Linked DNA regions of Homo sapiens: region 2 is linked to region 1. A link is an interaction called in ENCODE POLR2A ChIA-PET data of the cell type or tissue named here. Cell type or tissue: A673. All regions are shown on one strand.

Region 1 (8,000 bases):
TATACCACCAACATTGTTTTTAGAGACAGCGTCTCGCCTTGTTGCCCCGGCTGGAGTGTAGTGGCAATCAGAGCTCATATCATGTCCTGGACTCAAGCACTACTCCTGCCTCAGCCTAACACGTGGCTGGGACTGCAGGTGTGTCCCACCACACCTGCCTAATTTTTGTATTTTTTTTGTAGTGAAAGGATCTTTCTATGTTGCACAGACTAGTCTCGAACTCTAGCCTTAAGAAATCTGGCTGGGCATGGTGGCTCACGCCTGTAATCCCAGCACTTTGGGAAGCCAAGGAGGGCAGATCACGAGGTCAGCAGATCAAGACCATCCTGGCTAACATGGTGAAACCCCGTCTCTACTAAAAATACAAAAAAAATTAGCCGGGAGTGGTGGCAGACACCTGTAGTCCCAGCTACTCGGGAGGCTGAGGCAGGAGAATGGCGTGAACCCAGGAGGCGGAGCTTGCAGTGAGCAGAAATCACGCCACTGCACTCCAGCCTGGGAGACAGAGGGAGACTCTGTCTTAAAAAAAAATAAATAAATAAGAAATCCTCTTGCCTCAGTCTCCCAAAATTCTGGGATTACAGATGTAAGCCAGCACACCCAGCCACATTTAACAATTTAACAAATGAATATTAATAGCTCATCTTTGTTTATATTTGAATATCTTTGATTATTATTGAGGTTAGGTATGTTTCCACTGGAGGTCTGACCACTTGCAATTCTTTCATTAATTGTCTATTATGACAATTCTTGACAATTTTCCCATATATCTATTGAAACATTATTTTCTGTCGTTTCGACTTGGCAATAGTTCTTTACACACTATGCTAATTTTCATCTCTCTTTTCCACTCTGATTTTAATTACCATGGTAACCTGGTTGTTTATAAATTTGCAAATAGAACTGATTTTAAAAACCTGTTCAAGGAAGGAATCTTGAAGGTCATCAAATATTTTCATTTGTATATTTTTTTTTTTTTTGAGATGGAGTTTCGCTCTTGTTGCCCAGTCTGGAGTGCAATGGCACAATCTCACCGCACTGCAGCCTCTGCCTCCTGGGTTCAGCGATTCTCCTGCCTCATCCTACCAAGTAGCTGGGATTACAGGCACGTGCCACCACACCTAGCTAATTTTTGTAATTTTAGTAGAGAGGGGGTTTCACCACGTTGGTCAGGCTGGTCTTGAACTCCTGACCTCAGGTAATCCACCTGCCTCAGCCTTCCAAAGTGCTGGGATTACAGGTGTAAGCCGCTGCACCCAGCCCATTTTTATAAATTAAAACATTTATTTTAGGGACTTCAAATTATTTCTTCACATTTTAACAGTCAAGTAGTAACTGACTGAGACTGGAAGTCACAGCTCTTGGCCACCAACTCAGCGTTCTTCAGTCATATGTGAACCCTGAGGACTGGCTACTTACAGGCCCCAGGCTGAGCAGCTCACGTACACCTTCCTGCTCAGCTCCGAGATAGGCATTATCCTTACTCTATAGAAAAGATAAATATACTGCCCTCAGTTTTCTAGGCAGTAAATGGGAAAGGCATTTCATTGCCAGTCTGTCTTATCCGAAGCCCATTGATTTTTAACAAATACTCCCACCAATGTTTAGAGAACTTCAGGTAATTATTTCTTTATATCTCTAATCCTCAGTTTTCTCATCTAAAAAATAGACCAAAAATAAAAATAACTAAACCCCTTTCTTTAGATGATTGCTGTGAAGACGCACGGGTGCTATGGAGGCAGATGTGAGTAGGTCTGCAACGATGGCACCAACAACCCCCTCCAGCACCTGAACACCCCTCTTTCCACCGGCGGTGGAGTCTGTTTCCCCGCCTTGAACCCCGGCTCACTTGGTGATTTGGTTTGACCAATGGAGGCAGTAGAGGTTGTCCTATGCCAATTTTGGGCCAAGCCCATAAGAGATCCAGCAAGTATTTACTCTCTTGGGGCCCTCAGAGCCATGTAGAAAAAGCTATCTGGTCTGTCAGAGGAACGGGGACATGCGGAGAAGAACTGAGGGACCCCTGCTGGGGCCCCAACACGCAAGGCCGGCAGAAGGACCACTGTCCACCCACCCACATACTCAAGAGACTCGATGAACTCTTGCTTGAGTTCTTTAAGTTTGGGAGATTCCGTGTGTGCGTGAAAGGCAAGACGACTGATATCTGTCTCCAGAGGTTTGCCAGGCATTCAGTGAATGTCAGTGCCCTTCACGTCCCCTTCCCCGCCATTCTTAGGAAGACTGGACCCTACTAAGGGTATGCTGGGCTCTGCCTTGTACTCCCAGGGACTAGCATTGCCCCTACCACAAGATGTTCGAGGAAAAGCAATTCAGATCTCTCTATAAGAAGAACTAAGCGTTAGGATTTGTTTAAGCTTTTAGACCTGGTTTCAATCAACTAAGGTTTGAGAAATTATGGTGACACAGCAGACTTGTCCCAACATAACTTTAAGTATGACATCTCCATTAATTACATTGTAAATCTAACATTTTATGTAATGCTCACCACAATTTTTTTTTTTTTTTTTTGAGACAGAGTCTCACTCTGTCACCAAGGCTGGAGTGCAGTGGCACAATCTCGGTTCACTGCAAACTCCGCCTCCTGGGTTCAAGCAACTCCGGAGTAGCTGGGATTACAGGCACGCACCAGCACACCTGGCTACCACAAATATTTTTATTTGGGTTCCTGTGTGGTGGCTCATGCCTGTGATCCCAATGTTCGAGAGGCTGAGGTGGGTGGATGGCTTGAGGCCGGGAGTTCAAGACCAGCCTGGGCAACATAACAAGACCTCATTCTCTATGAAAAAAAAATTTAAAAATACAAAATTAGCCAGATATGGTGATGTGTACCTGTGGTCCCAGCTACTCAGGAGGCTGAGGCAGGAGGATCACTTGAGCGCAGGATATCAAGGCTGCAGTTAGCTATGATTGTGCCACTGCACTTCAGCCTGGGCTACAAAGCCAGACCTTGTCAAAAAAGAAAGAAAGAAGGAAAGAAGGAAGGAAGGAAGGAAAGAAAGAAAGAAAGAGGAAAGGAGAGGAAAGGAGGGAGGAAAGGAGAGGAAAGGAGGGAGGAAAGGAGAGGAAAGGAGGAAGGAAAGAAGGAAGGAAGGAAGGAAGAAAGGAAGGAAGGAAGGAAGGAAGGAAATAATTTAAAGCTATTATAAAACAAATCCCAGGCCAATCTTTACATCCATAGTGTCAAATAGACTTTCTGTGTTGCTTTCTCAATTACCTACTGAATGGGTGTGTGTTGATGAAGGGTTAACTCTTTGAGAACAAGGGCATGCATCATAATTGCCTGACATCCACCCCAGCGCTGAGCAGAGGCCCTGGCATGCAGGGGGCTTAATAGATATGTTGCTGTTCTTAAGAGCCATAGGATTCTGGAGAGATAGTTACTGATGATCCCAAGTTGATGCAGGTTACTTTGAAACACAGATGCATAAAATTGGCCCCAGGCTCATTTTTAAAGAGAGAAAAATATTTGTTATAAGAAAATAAGCTAATTTTTTTCTTTCTGCATTTGCCTCTCTGATGGTATAATTTATGAACACATGTACAACCTTAGGCTGAAATTGAATAGCTGAGCATGGTCAACAGTGAAGGGTAGTAACAACATTGACATGTTTGAGGTTAAAATGTTCCCCATTTTTTAACTGCAGCGTAAACCTACAGTCCTTATTATGCCCCATAAATAATAGCAGCAACCACAACAAAAGAAAAACTATAAAAATTAAATTGTGAAAACTAAATTATTTATGTGATTTCATTTGTTAGATGTATTTTGTGCCACTGAGCCTGGCTTCCTTCTGATGTCATAAGACTATTAGGAACTGTAATAATCTTCAGGGGATATGAGATTTATCAGCTCTTGCAGAATGGGATGGGAGCCAAAGGAGGAGATGAAGGGAAACTGGTGAAATTCATCAAGTTGTGCTCTGTGTACTGGCCAAGAGAATGCAGTAGGTTATTATTCAAGCATTTTCCACAGTAGGAACACAATTTGACCACTACCATATGTTGAATTTGAAATTACATGTTATCCTTTTCCAAAAACAATCCCATAAGAATGTCCATACTTTTGTCAACAAATGGCTTTATCCACTAAAAAGGGACACACATACAGAAAGAGAGAAAGTGTTGATATTTACTAGCTCACTGGGAGACATAACATTTTAATCGTGCTACACAAGCCAGACTGGCTTGTGATGATGGAGAGACGGGGTGATGAGACTCCAATACATCACTGTTTCCTTTGCCGTAAAAAAAACAACGGCATCCGTCTCCCTGTGGCATGTGAATGGGTTCCAGTCAGTGGCCTTGAAATATGAGGCTTTCCTCTTCACTTGAGGCGATATTGGAGTTATTTGGAATAGATAGGAGCCATCTTTCCAGTCCTAACACAAAACAAAGGCATCATTGTAGGAGCAATTTTGAAAATGTATGAACTTCATAAAATGTTCCATTTTCCACATTGTGAGTTTGGCTTGCACAGTCGAAACATCAGAGCTCAGAAAGACTACCTATTAAGGTCTCAACCCTTTAGCCTGAGTGTCTGACATTAACAAAGAATAAAGTATGTATCCTATGCAACAGTCATCAATAGTGAGACAGGAAATAAATATGTCACTTTGCATGCCATCCAACCCCAACAGCCAAGGTAGCCAGCAGGTTCAGAGATGTTTCAATGAAGCTGTTCTGCATTTATGTTTATTGCTAAAGCCATATTTTTAATTTCCACATGATGAGGTTTTAAAAGAGTTTCTGTTAGGTCTACAGTAAAAGCGACTGCCTTAACATATTAGTAAACAAAATGGAATATAAATGTGTTGGTTATTTTGTTTTCTTTCCAAAATGAATCAATAGCTCCAAGGCACTTCAAAACAAAATCCACATCAAAAATAAGCTGACACGATAAACTATTGTGGTGAGCACATGGATGCCAAATCCCCCAGCCTTTCCTTCAGGCTTCTAAACACAATACATGTGGATGGCTTTGAAGGAAAACCAAATTTCACTGAAAGACACTGGACTCACCAAGAACTACGTGTTTCCTAGCAGAGTTGACAGGACTCTAGGACTCTAATTGTTCTCAAAGATTCAGCTCATTCGGTTATTCTTGATCACTCGGGGAAATGGGGTCTGACCCACTGGCCAAGTGTAAAAAGAAATAAGCAAGTGAAAAACCATGAAAGGCAATTTTGTGAAGTATTTTGGAATTGTTTTTCAATTGATGTTCATCATTTCCTCAATTGAACTGTGAATTTTCTGGCTGGAAGAAAGCCCTGTCTGCTCCTACAGAGAAAACCACACATTCGTGCCCAGAACTGTTTTAAAACTCAAGTCAGCCTGCAAATGACATAGATGTGGGCTGTGTTTGTTTGTGGGGTGTGTGTGTCTCCCACACAGCAGAGATTATGTGACTTACTTTGACCTGTGGATGCAGGCAAGAGGGGGAACGTAGAAGTGAGATATTTTTGTTTGCTTTTTAAAATTTGTATTTTAAAATATTTATAGATTCATACGAAGTTGAAAAGCTACTACAGAGATGTCCTTTGTCTCCTTTATACAGTTTCTCCCAGTGGGTGAATCCTGCATGATTATAGCACAACAGAAACCCAGGAAGCTGTCCCTGGTACAAGGTGTGCCTGGTACCATGTTACCCCCTGTGCACATCTGTGCAGCCACCTCTGTGATGGACGTACAGGACATTTTATCACCATTAAGATCTCCCTGGAGCTACCTGGTGGAATTGTGTCCCCCAAAACAATAGGTTGGAGTGAAGTCCTTGGCCCTAGTCATGCTGACTATGACCTTATTTGAAAATAGGGTCTTTATGGATGTAATCAAGAGAAGATGGATGAGGTCATACTGGAGTCGGGCGGGCTCCAAATCCAACAACTGGTCTCCTCGTGAGAAGCGGGGAAGAGGCACAGAAGTCCACATTGGGGGAGGCCATGGGAAGATGGACGCAGAGGCTGGACGGATGCATTTAGGAGCCAAGGATGCCAAGGACGCTCAGCGGACCCTGGAAGCTGGGAGAGGGGAAGAGAGATCCGGATCCCCCCTAGGGCCTTCAGAGGGAGTGTGGCCCTGCCCACGCCATGATTTCAGACTCCTAGTTTTCAGAATGGTAAGAGGATAAATTCCAATTGTATTAAGCCACCCAGTTTGTGATCATGTGTTATGGTAACCCTGGAAAATGAATACTTACATGTTTACAGTCACACGCTCCTCCCCTCCCCAACTCCACCATCTCTAGCTCACGACAGCCACCAATCTGTTTCCTATCACTATCACTTTGTCATTTTGATAATGTTATATGAATTGAATTCTACAGCATGGGACCTGTCGGGGTTGGCTTCTTTCACTCAGCATAATGCCCTTGAGATCTACCTGTAGCTTGCTGCTGTCTTTGCTGAGTAATATTCCCGGGTGTGGATGGCCACAGCTTGCCTACCCGTCCACCGAGTGAGGGGCATTTTGGAGAGTTCCATTTTTTTGCTATTACAGATAACGCTGCCATAAGCGACCATGCACAGTTGTTTCTGCAAACGGAAGTTTTCATTTCTCTGGATAAATGGCCAGGAGAGCAGCTGCCGAGTCCTACTGGGAAGTGTATGTTTAGTTTCTAAGGAGCTGCCTGTTCTCCGGAGTGGCCTACACCTTTGATACCCACACCAGCAATGTGTGGATGATCCTGTTTCTCCATGTCCTCACCAGCGTCTGGTGTGGTTACTCTTTTCTAATTTAGCTGAGCCAATAGGTGTGTAATAAGAACTCATCGCATCTCTCTAACAGCGAGTAATGTTGAACATCTTTCCACGTGCTTTTTCGTCATCCACATGTCCTTTTTAGTGAAATGTCTCTTCATGTCTTTTGCACATTTTCTAATTGGCTTGTTTGCTTTACTGTTGTATTTAAGTGTTCTTTACATGTCTAGATAACAATCCTTTGTCAGATATGTGGTTTGCAAGTATATTCTTCCAGTCTGTATCTTCTCTCAACAGGGTCCTTCTCTGCACATGATCTTAAGGCTAACAGGGTCCTTCAAAGAGCCAAGCCTTTTTTGATGAAATCCAATTTATTGATTTATTTCTTTTATGGACTGTGGTTTTGGTGACATGTTTGCAAACTCTAGGTCTTGAAGATTTTGCCCTATGTTATTGTCTAAATGTATAGTTTTATGTTTTATACTTGAATCTATGATCCATTTTTAGCTAATTTTTGTATAAGGTGTGAGGCTGAGGTTTCTTCTTTTGCTTATAGATATCTAATTTCTCCATGGCTTCATTTATTTATGCAATTTTACACTAAAATTAAATAAACATCCTTTTTCCTTTTGTCTCATTTTCCTGCTGGATGCTGTTAGCAGATAACAGTCTCAGTGCACCTGCTAATAATGTTTACCTCTCCTGGGAGCTGATCTGACACAATTTTAGGAAGCTAGCAGTCTCACAAAACAGGAGTCTAGAAATTGAGACAGTTCAGTGAGATTTTCTTATCAGGAAACTACTCCTGGAACAAGGCAAGATATAAGAAAAGAAGAGATTGTTTAAAGAACAGGAAGTTAACAAAAAATCCAGGAAGCAGTTGGACCATCGTAAGAGTGCTCAGAACTTCAAGGGGGTGGAAAGGCCCCTATGCATCCTGGACTTCCTTCCGAGGGCCACAACTGAGGGGTCTGGGACTAGCGTCAGTCACCCCGGAAGCTAAACCAGTCATCCTGGACTTCCTTCTGAGGGTCACGACTGAGGGGTCCAGGACTAGCATCTGTCACCCCAGAAGCTAAACCAGTCATCTCCATTGGATTTCCAAACACCCTCTCAATATCTAATAAAACATCCTTTTAGAAATACCTCCAGTTACAAAAGAAACCACCAATAACTGCATTTCTTTAATTGCACACACACACAGACACACACACAGACAGACACACACAGACACACACACACACACACAGAGTTATCAAAAATGATGACATGCTAATTGAACAT
Region 2 (8,000 bases), 410 kb before region 1:
CAACAGGCTAAGGGGTCATGAAGTCTAGTGCTTGTCTTTGGTGCTTCCCTACCCCTGTTGGCTCTTTCAACAGTTCCTAAACCATTGTCAACATTCTTCTTATTCAGTTTCTCTAGGGGATATTAGATAATAGCTCTGATATTATCCTCCTTACCGTACTGTGGGTACTTTCTGTTTTCTGCCAGGACACTGATTGATACACTTCATAAATAGCTCCGGAATCTCTCTACTTTTCTGGTTCTTCATTATTATCAACTTAATCCAACATTAGTTTCAGCTTGACTCTTACTCCTGCTCCTAAGTGTGCATTCTACTCTGATCACCTTCCCACTCTAAACATGCTTTGTAGACAATCACAGCTTCCAAGCACCACTTCCTCTGGATGGGAGGTTATACAATATGCAGTGTCTCCTGGTAGTGTACACAGAGACGGTAACCTCTTTTTACCAACTTTGCATTTGGCTGACAGCTTGCTCTGGCCAGTGAAAGGCTAGAGGATGGACACTCGTAGAGGCTCCACGCATGCTTACATGGTTGGATCCAGCCACTTGCACTTATGCCATTCACATGAGAAGAGCCAGCCCTGGCTGGTGACAAAACAAGAGAAACATGGCATGGAGCATTCTACAGCCTAGAATAAAATCCAGCTGATTTCAGCAGAGGCATACTGGCTTTTCAAAGCGGATAACTAAAATTTACCCAATTCCCAGCAATTTAGGAGTACTTAAAGAACATGTTAACCTGTGTATAATATTCAAGGACTATTGTACAACAATGGTTGTGTAAGCATAGGATGGTTCCCTAACAAGGAAATCTGGTTTATGGGCATGCCAGTAAGTGAACAGGTTATAAATCATATATGTAATACAGAAAAGGCCACACTTAGAAAAAAAAATTGGAAAGATGAGATCAAAAATGCTAATAGCAATCACATTTTAATACTAAATAATATTTCAGAATTTCTTCATATTTGAAGCAACTTAACAGAGCAGAAAGACTGAGGACCCTAAAAATCATCCAGGCCTGGTCTTGAATCTTGGTTTGGCCAGTCATTAGCTGTGTGACTTTGGTGATTATTGAACTTCTCTGAGCTTCTGTTTTCTTATCCATTGTTATGTCTTTATCTTGCTTATCTCAAAAAACTATTGGATAGATTTAAGAGAAAACTCATATAAACACCAGCAATAAGTTGTCCTTTATTTTCTTCCAACATCACCTGCATTTTACAAATGTATATTTAAAAAGAAAAAAATAGAGGAAAAGATAGGAAGGAAAAGAGAAAAGAAGATGTTTCCTTGAATGAAGTAAATTCTTTCTAGGAGAGCCTAACTAGTGAACACCTTTGCAGGGATTATACCCTTTCTCTAAGCGATAAGAAAAATACGAATATTTTATTGAATTGGAAATCCAAGAGTGGCATCCATTAATCTACATTTAAAAAAAGCCCCCAGGTATTGTAATTAGCAATCAAATGTGGGCATCACTGATCCAAACTTCATAAGAAATGCCGTATTATTACAGGAAGTTTTAAGGCAGATTCAGCAGTAAGTCCTGGAAGTTGGTTTGAGTGCATGAGGCTGGCTGTAGTATTTTAATTCATCTCAAGTTGCTTAGAAACTTCTAAGAAAGCAGGCTAATCTTGTCTGCATATCCATTTGTGAAAACGAAGACAAAAGTGAAAAGAAGATTAAATCAAGAATGAATTCAAAGGGCTAGAATACCCAATCTATCCTGTTTAAAAAACAAAACCAAAAACCAGATGGGGCAAGTTGGGCTCTTTTCCTGAAAGCTGCCACTTGTGTTTTAAATTTTCTGTTCTCTTTATATAGACAGACAAATATGTTGCTGTGTAAGACACCTATCAGTGGGATAACCAGTTTTCTGATAACTAAAGCTTCAGTAGCCACAGGGTACCCTATTAAATGAGTTCTGGATGAAGACATCTGACCCACACCAAGGAGGGTGTCCACAACCAGCAATCACTCTGCCCGGTGCCACCCCATACTCAATAGGGTGTGCTGCCTCTATGGAAGGTAGAGTGCCAGCGAGGGCTTCGGGATCGCTCACAGGAAACGGGGAAGGGAGCACGTGCCAGGCATACACATGGTGTCCTCAGAGGGACCTGGCTTGCCAGGCAGGATGGCACAGAGGCAGGCAAGCAGAGACCAGCACTGTCCATTGCCTGTGACAAGGGGTGACCACACAGACCTCCTGAAGCACAACCCCAGCACGCAGCAGGTGCAACCACCTGCCGTGCAGCAAGAAAATGTGGGTGATTCCTGGAGAAAAGAGAAAATCCTCCCATGAGCCAGAGACTAATCTTGTGAGCAGCAGGTTTTTGAGATGTTAGCTCTTTGGATGGGTTTAGCTCTGTGAGTCCCTATCTGTTGGAAGGTCAGAATTCCTCCAGCCCTCTAAGAGGCACTGTGGAATGCTAAGCAGAATGTGACTAAAGGGAGGCGGTGTGAGTGAGGTCTAGCGCTTCATATTAACTGGCTTTCAGTAAGCCTGTTACATTGAAAATATTATTAAAGGGAAGGATTTCATTCCTAATGCTTCTAACTAAAATTGCCCGAAGACTTCTTTAAACACTATGACTTTAATAATAAAATAAGTATCTGAGAAATGTGATGAGTTTCTTACATATGGCTTAGAGGTCGCAAAGATAATCAGATTTCTAGTCACTCAAATTTGCCATTGCAATGGGTAAACTGCCTTTTGTGGATGATTTTAAGAATGAAAATCACAAGGATAAATTCAGTGGTTTGAGATAATAACGACCTCTTGAGAGATATTTATCTACGGAAGCCCTTCTTAGTCACAGTCTGTAGGCTCTATCACTCATGGATAAGCCAAGAGTATTCTAATCTGTCAGAGCCTCTTTGGAGCTAAAATTTCTGTTGTTCAGAAAGCTGCTTTTTAAGAGAGACACGAAGCCTTTTGATTCCTCATTTGAGAGAATTATTGTTCTCTCTGGCTTGTGTTGCAACTCCCTTGAAGACAAAGGTTGCTGTGACATTTCTTATCACCTTTGCCTCTTGTGAATATTTATCTTCAGTTTTAAGGAAACATTGAAGCCTCTCTGCAGAGTATTCTGACCTCGAAAAGCCTTCCCAGCCAGGCTTTAATCTTCTTGCAGCCGAGCGGGCTGAGTGACTAAGAGTTGGCCACATTTCATTTCCTTGCCCCTCATCTATTTGCTGTCTTCTCAAATGAAAATAAGCTTTACTAATTATTTAAAACATCACCCCAGACACAAAAACACAGGCTACTTGGGCCAAATACCTGACTTAAAAAAAATAAAAAGGAAAGTGAGCACTGACCAGAGGAAGCCTGCTTCAAGCTTCCATTAGGCTGGGTCTGCCTCGGGCCATGAAAGGTCAAAGCATTTATTTAAGTAATTTAGGATTGAGGCACGAAGAGCTTTTGAGCTGTCGTTCTGATTGTGCAGACAACTACTTCAGAAAATCACCTAACTCTTAATTTTTGATTGTAGACAAAATATGTGAGTTTGGAGGAAAAGTAATGTATTGCTGATGAACTCTGAAAATTCTGCATTTTCATCTTTGTCAACCAGAATGGTGAGATTATCAAGTTGACCTCAGTATTTTGTTGCCACTTCTTTCTACTCTGGGAAAACAACACACGATATCTGTCTCCCTGGAGGGCAAGGGCAGCCTCCCCCATGGTCCTAAGAGCATAAGCCCTGGTCTCTGTGGCTGTCAGCACCAAGTCCAGAGTGGAGGCATGTGTGGCCTGCAAGAGATGCATCATAACTCCAGCATGAGGAGTTTTGAGCTCCAACACAGACTTGCCACAATCTGCTCCACGGCGATTCATGCCTCTCTTGCAGTTCATGCCTCCTCGAGGTTCATCCTGTCCTCGTGGAGCTGTTCAGAGTTGAACTGAAGCAACACACCAAGCACCTGTAGCTTTGGACTGCAGGGAGCTGTCCACAGAGGCCATTTTCTTCTTCTCCTTCCAGGACACACACATGCTAGGATTTCTGTGGTGTGTTCATGTCAATCGTAAGATGAGCCATCTCACTAACAAGCATTCATCGAGTGCCTTCTATGACTGCCAGGCACAGCATGGTCCGCTAGAGTTACTACATTTGCTGGGTTCCAAGTTCGTGGTCTGGTAGTGGGAGAGATCATTAGGCAAAAAGACGATGGTGTCAACAGGCAAGAAAGTTGATGCCCAGCATTTTATTCATTAGCACCCTGCCTTCTCCTCTGCCTAAGAGCGATTTCCTTTCTCTAGAATTCATTTAAATCAGGCACACAAACCAAGCCTGACTTTCTTTGCAAATTACACGGCCTGCTCATCTTTGTCTTGCCTCATGGATTACACATGTGATATTTGCTACACCTTGGTGTACAGGGAGGTTTTTAAATACATGAAACAAGTGCATTTTCCATGTGTAAAGTGCCATTGCTCATAGCACGACAAAGTTGCATAAATGAGTGAATGAAGGCATTGCTGACCAACATTTTGGATCCTCTTTAAATGATGGTAAAAACAAGTTCAAAATTATTATTCTCACCCATTACTTTATCTAATAGAAACTAAATTTTTGGTGTCAATTTTCTGAACAAGAGTATTACTTTGTTTCACATCTTTATCAATATAGCCATTTATTTTCTAATCATTTTGAAATTATGCATTTTCTGTATATGAATTTTATCTTTAAGAGCTTAATATATTTCTAAAGCAAGGGAAATTCTATGATTTGCTTTACATGAATGAGGGAAGCTTTGTGTAGAGGAAGCAAAGTCTCACTGAGGTTCCCAGACTGGCTCCATGATCTGTAAAGCTCTTTAATCCAAGACTGGCTCCATGATCTGTAAAAAGCTCCTTCAGTCCTGGCTTCTTTACAGGTAGAATGGAAGAACAAAGCCCCACCTGCCCAAAGACCTCACATATTTCTCTGAGAATAAAAAAAAAAAAAAAAGATGAGAATGCTTGGAAAAGTAGAGAACTGCCCAGCTATCAATTATTACTATTTGCCAATAAAATTCATGTGGAGAGGACATTCATCAATTGCATGCCATAGATACAGATTTCGGTTTTCTATACATGAACGTGACCCTGCAATTGTGTATTATTACTTCTGCTATAGAACTGTGTTGCATGTATTCTAGAGGTAGAATTATTTCTGAGATAAATAACAGAACAAATATATTCCAAAGGCAATGGTAATAAGGACACAATATTTTTAGAACAACTGAGCAACTCTTCTCACTTTTAAAAATGAGCAAACTCTTTACTAGAGTTCTGTTTATCCAGTGACACACGTCAAGAGGAGCTACTTGCCTTGCCCTCAGGGACCTCAACAGAGATGGATTCTATTCCTGCTTCTGGCTAATAGGAAGATGTCAACAAAATTGAATTCCAATTGGCTTTCCTCATGTTAGCTACAAAAAAAATGCATTCAACACAGACCATAACACTTGGGCAACCATTCATTCAACAAATATTGACGGTCAAGTATATTCCAGCTTGAATTTGGGAACTAGGCATTCAAAAATAACATTCACACAGCCTTTGCCCTCCAGGAAGTCTCTGTCTAAAGTTGAAAAGATGATGAATAAGATGTAAATGAGTCATAAAGGTGCAGTGCATCAGATATTCCGAGCAAGTATGGAGAGAGCAGTGGGTGGGCACAGCAAAGACAGTGTGGTTTGTGCTCCCTGAATCTTGATAAAATCTGTCAAGGAAGGGAGACACCACGCCTGGAAAAGAAGGGAGAGGAGGATGTGCGGACTGGGGGAGCAGCGTGCGGGATGTTTGGAGAATGATCCACGTTCAGAAATGGGGCTGGGGCTGGAGAGGACCTGGCGGGAGCTTGCCTTGTGGACGGGGCAGCCTTGTGGATGATGGGCAAGGGTTGCTAGGCAGGCTGATGGAGCTGGAATGTGGGCCTACCATTCATTCTACCGTGTTGTGAAAATGGGGCCACGAACAGATGGATTCACCCCGTGAGAGCTCACGTTAGGAAACTAACTTCCTCTGGAGTCTGCCGAATAGGCCGAGCCCTAGGATCTGTTGTGATAGACCACACCACAAAAGAGGGGTAAAGAGAGGTCAGATAGGCAGGGGGTGAGCACACCTGGACTCCGGACTGGACTGATATGACGACCCAAAACCTGGCTCAACCCTCCACAAGACCATAAACAAGTTATTAGAATGCTCTATGCCTCCGTTTTCTCACCTGTAAGTGGGGATAACAATAGATATTGTCATAATTCAATTAGTAATTTATTAATTAACTATCAATTTCATAAATTAATTTGTAATTTGCTTAGCAGTATGTAAGTTAGTAAATTAAAAAAAAAAAAACCCACTAATCAGTGTCTGAAACACCAGGTGCTTTTTATATACTGAATTGTGTCACTTCCAAAATTTATATGTGAGAAGCCCTAAACCCCAATGTAACTGGAGTTAGGTAATTTAGGGAGGTAATTAAGGTTAATTGAGCCGTAAGGTGGGGCCATAATCTGATAGAACAAGTACTCTTATAAGAAGAGAAAGAGACATCGGAGATCTCTCTGTCTCTCTCTCTCTCCTTGCACACAGGCAAATGGCCTTTTGAATTCACAGGGAGAAGGTGGCTGTCTGCAACCCAAAGGAAGAGGCCCTACCAGATACTAACTCTGACAGCATCTTGAGCATGGACTTCTAGCTTCCAGACTGTGACACACTAAGTTTCTATTGTTTGAGCCACCCAGGTTGAGCCATTTTGTTTTGGCAACCCTAGCATTCTAGGACAGCACCATATAAGTTGTATCTACTATTATTACTAAGACAGTCAGAACAGAAATAGAGAAGACAGGCTGAGTTTGAAGAACAACTCCGCCATCCCAAAATTCAGGATTTTTATGTCGAAGATCGGTGTTGTTGGAAACTGGTCCTACAACTGTTTGATCATTTATCAGTTATGTGACCTCAGGAAAGTCAATGGAGCCCCAGTCTCAGTACATTCATTAATAAAGTGGGGCCAACACAGGAGGCGGCCTTCAATGATCCTTCAGCTCCTTCTCACATCAGACAGCATATCTTCTACATCTACTTACATACTGTTTACAAAACACATCTATTAAATCTTTATTTTTCTAAAAAGTTATTGGTATTTGTTGTATCTGTTACAAATCTTAGCCACTAGCCTACCATGTAGTAAGCCAGAACAATTGAATAAATGTTTTGCTGCCATAATTCTTATTTTTATGGAAATAATTCTGAATGTCTTATCACCCACTGAAATAATAAGATTCATCACATTTTCATAATTAAGATATTTTGAGGTTATTGCAGGGAGCTGATAGCCAATAAATTCACCCAATTCTTGAGACTTTTATCCAAACTCTATAGAAGTCTATTCATTCAAAATTTTATTTCTTAAAAATTCAACTCTCTGGTGGACATTATTTTATGTAGTTGCTATCACTTCTGTGGACTTCTCAACAAGCATCGCCTATGACTTTAGAATGCAACAGTTTGTGTAACAGGTATGTGAACTTTCTTGAGTGGCTTTAAGCCATGGGGAAATTGGGTTGGATGTAAATTACTCCCAGATATAACTAATAAATCAATGGCAGCATTTCAGAAAACTGTTCAAAATTCAATCTTTTCTCACTTGGCCTTTAACCTCTTCCTCCCCCATCTTCACCCCTGCGGAGTGAGTTTGAGTTTTCTTGGTAAGCCATCCTTGTAGATGATATTGTTAGCATGAAGCATCACAGTGGAATTCTCAGCTCAAATTATTGAGTCAGGCTGGTCAATTTCAAAATACTTTAGAGCTGTTTAGCCCTTAATGCTGCCCTGAGAAGGCATCTCTTCCTTGGCAACACTCCCTGTCACCAGGTCTTACCTGAATCACTCTAGTGATGTTACTACACATGACTGGGGGCTCCACAGCACGTCTTCTCCCTCTTCTAGATAACACCGCTTAAAATAGCTGAGGACAACATGTGTACTCTGATCATCTCTTTTTCTTTTTT

Evidence for each region. Peaks named below come from ENCODE experiments on the same cell type or tissue, not always from the same donor. Only the 100,000 strongest peaks of a DNase experiment are listed, where the experiment ranks them.
Region 2: POLR2A ChIA-PET joins it to region 1 with 11 read pairs; 3 of 35 experiments call an interaction of 5 or more read pairs at or near these places.

What each region holds. Positions count from the first base shown.
Region 1 is chr10:3,278,443-3,286,442 of GRCh38, reverse strand. LOC107987146 (a long non-coding RNA gene) reads right to left here. Exons shown (of 2, transcript XR_001747320.2): 2 at 4,133-4,400. Among named protein-coding and RNA genes, the nearest start is that of LINC02668, 25 kb to the right of the region's middle. In A673, no CTCF peak of the experiment used is centred here; a DNase peak (open chromatin) is centred at 3,272; H3K27ac peaks cover 1,662 bases.
Region 2 is chr10:3,687,641-3,695,640 of GRCh38, reverse strand. All of the region lies in intron 1 of LOC105376360 (a long non-coding RNA gene), which reads right to left. Among named protein-coding and RNA genes, the nearest start is that of KLF6, 94 kb to the left of the region's middle. In A673, no CTCF peak of the experiment used is centred here; no DNase peak of the experiment used is centred here.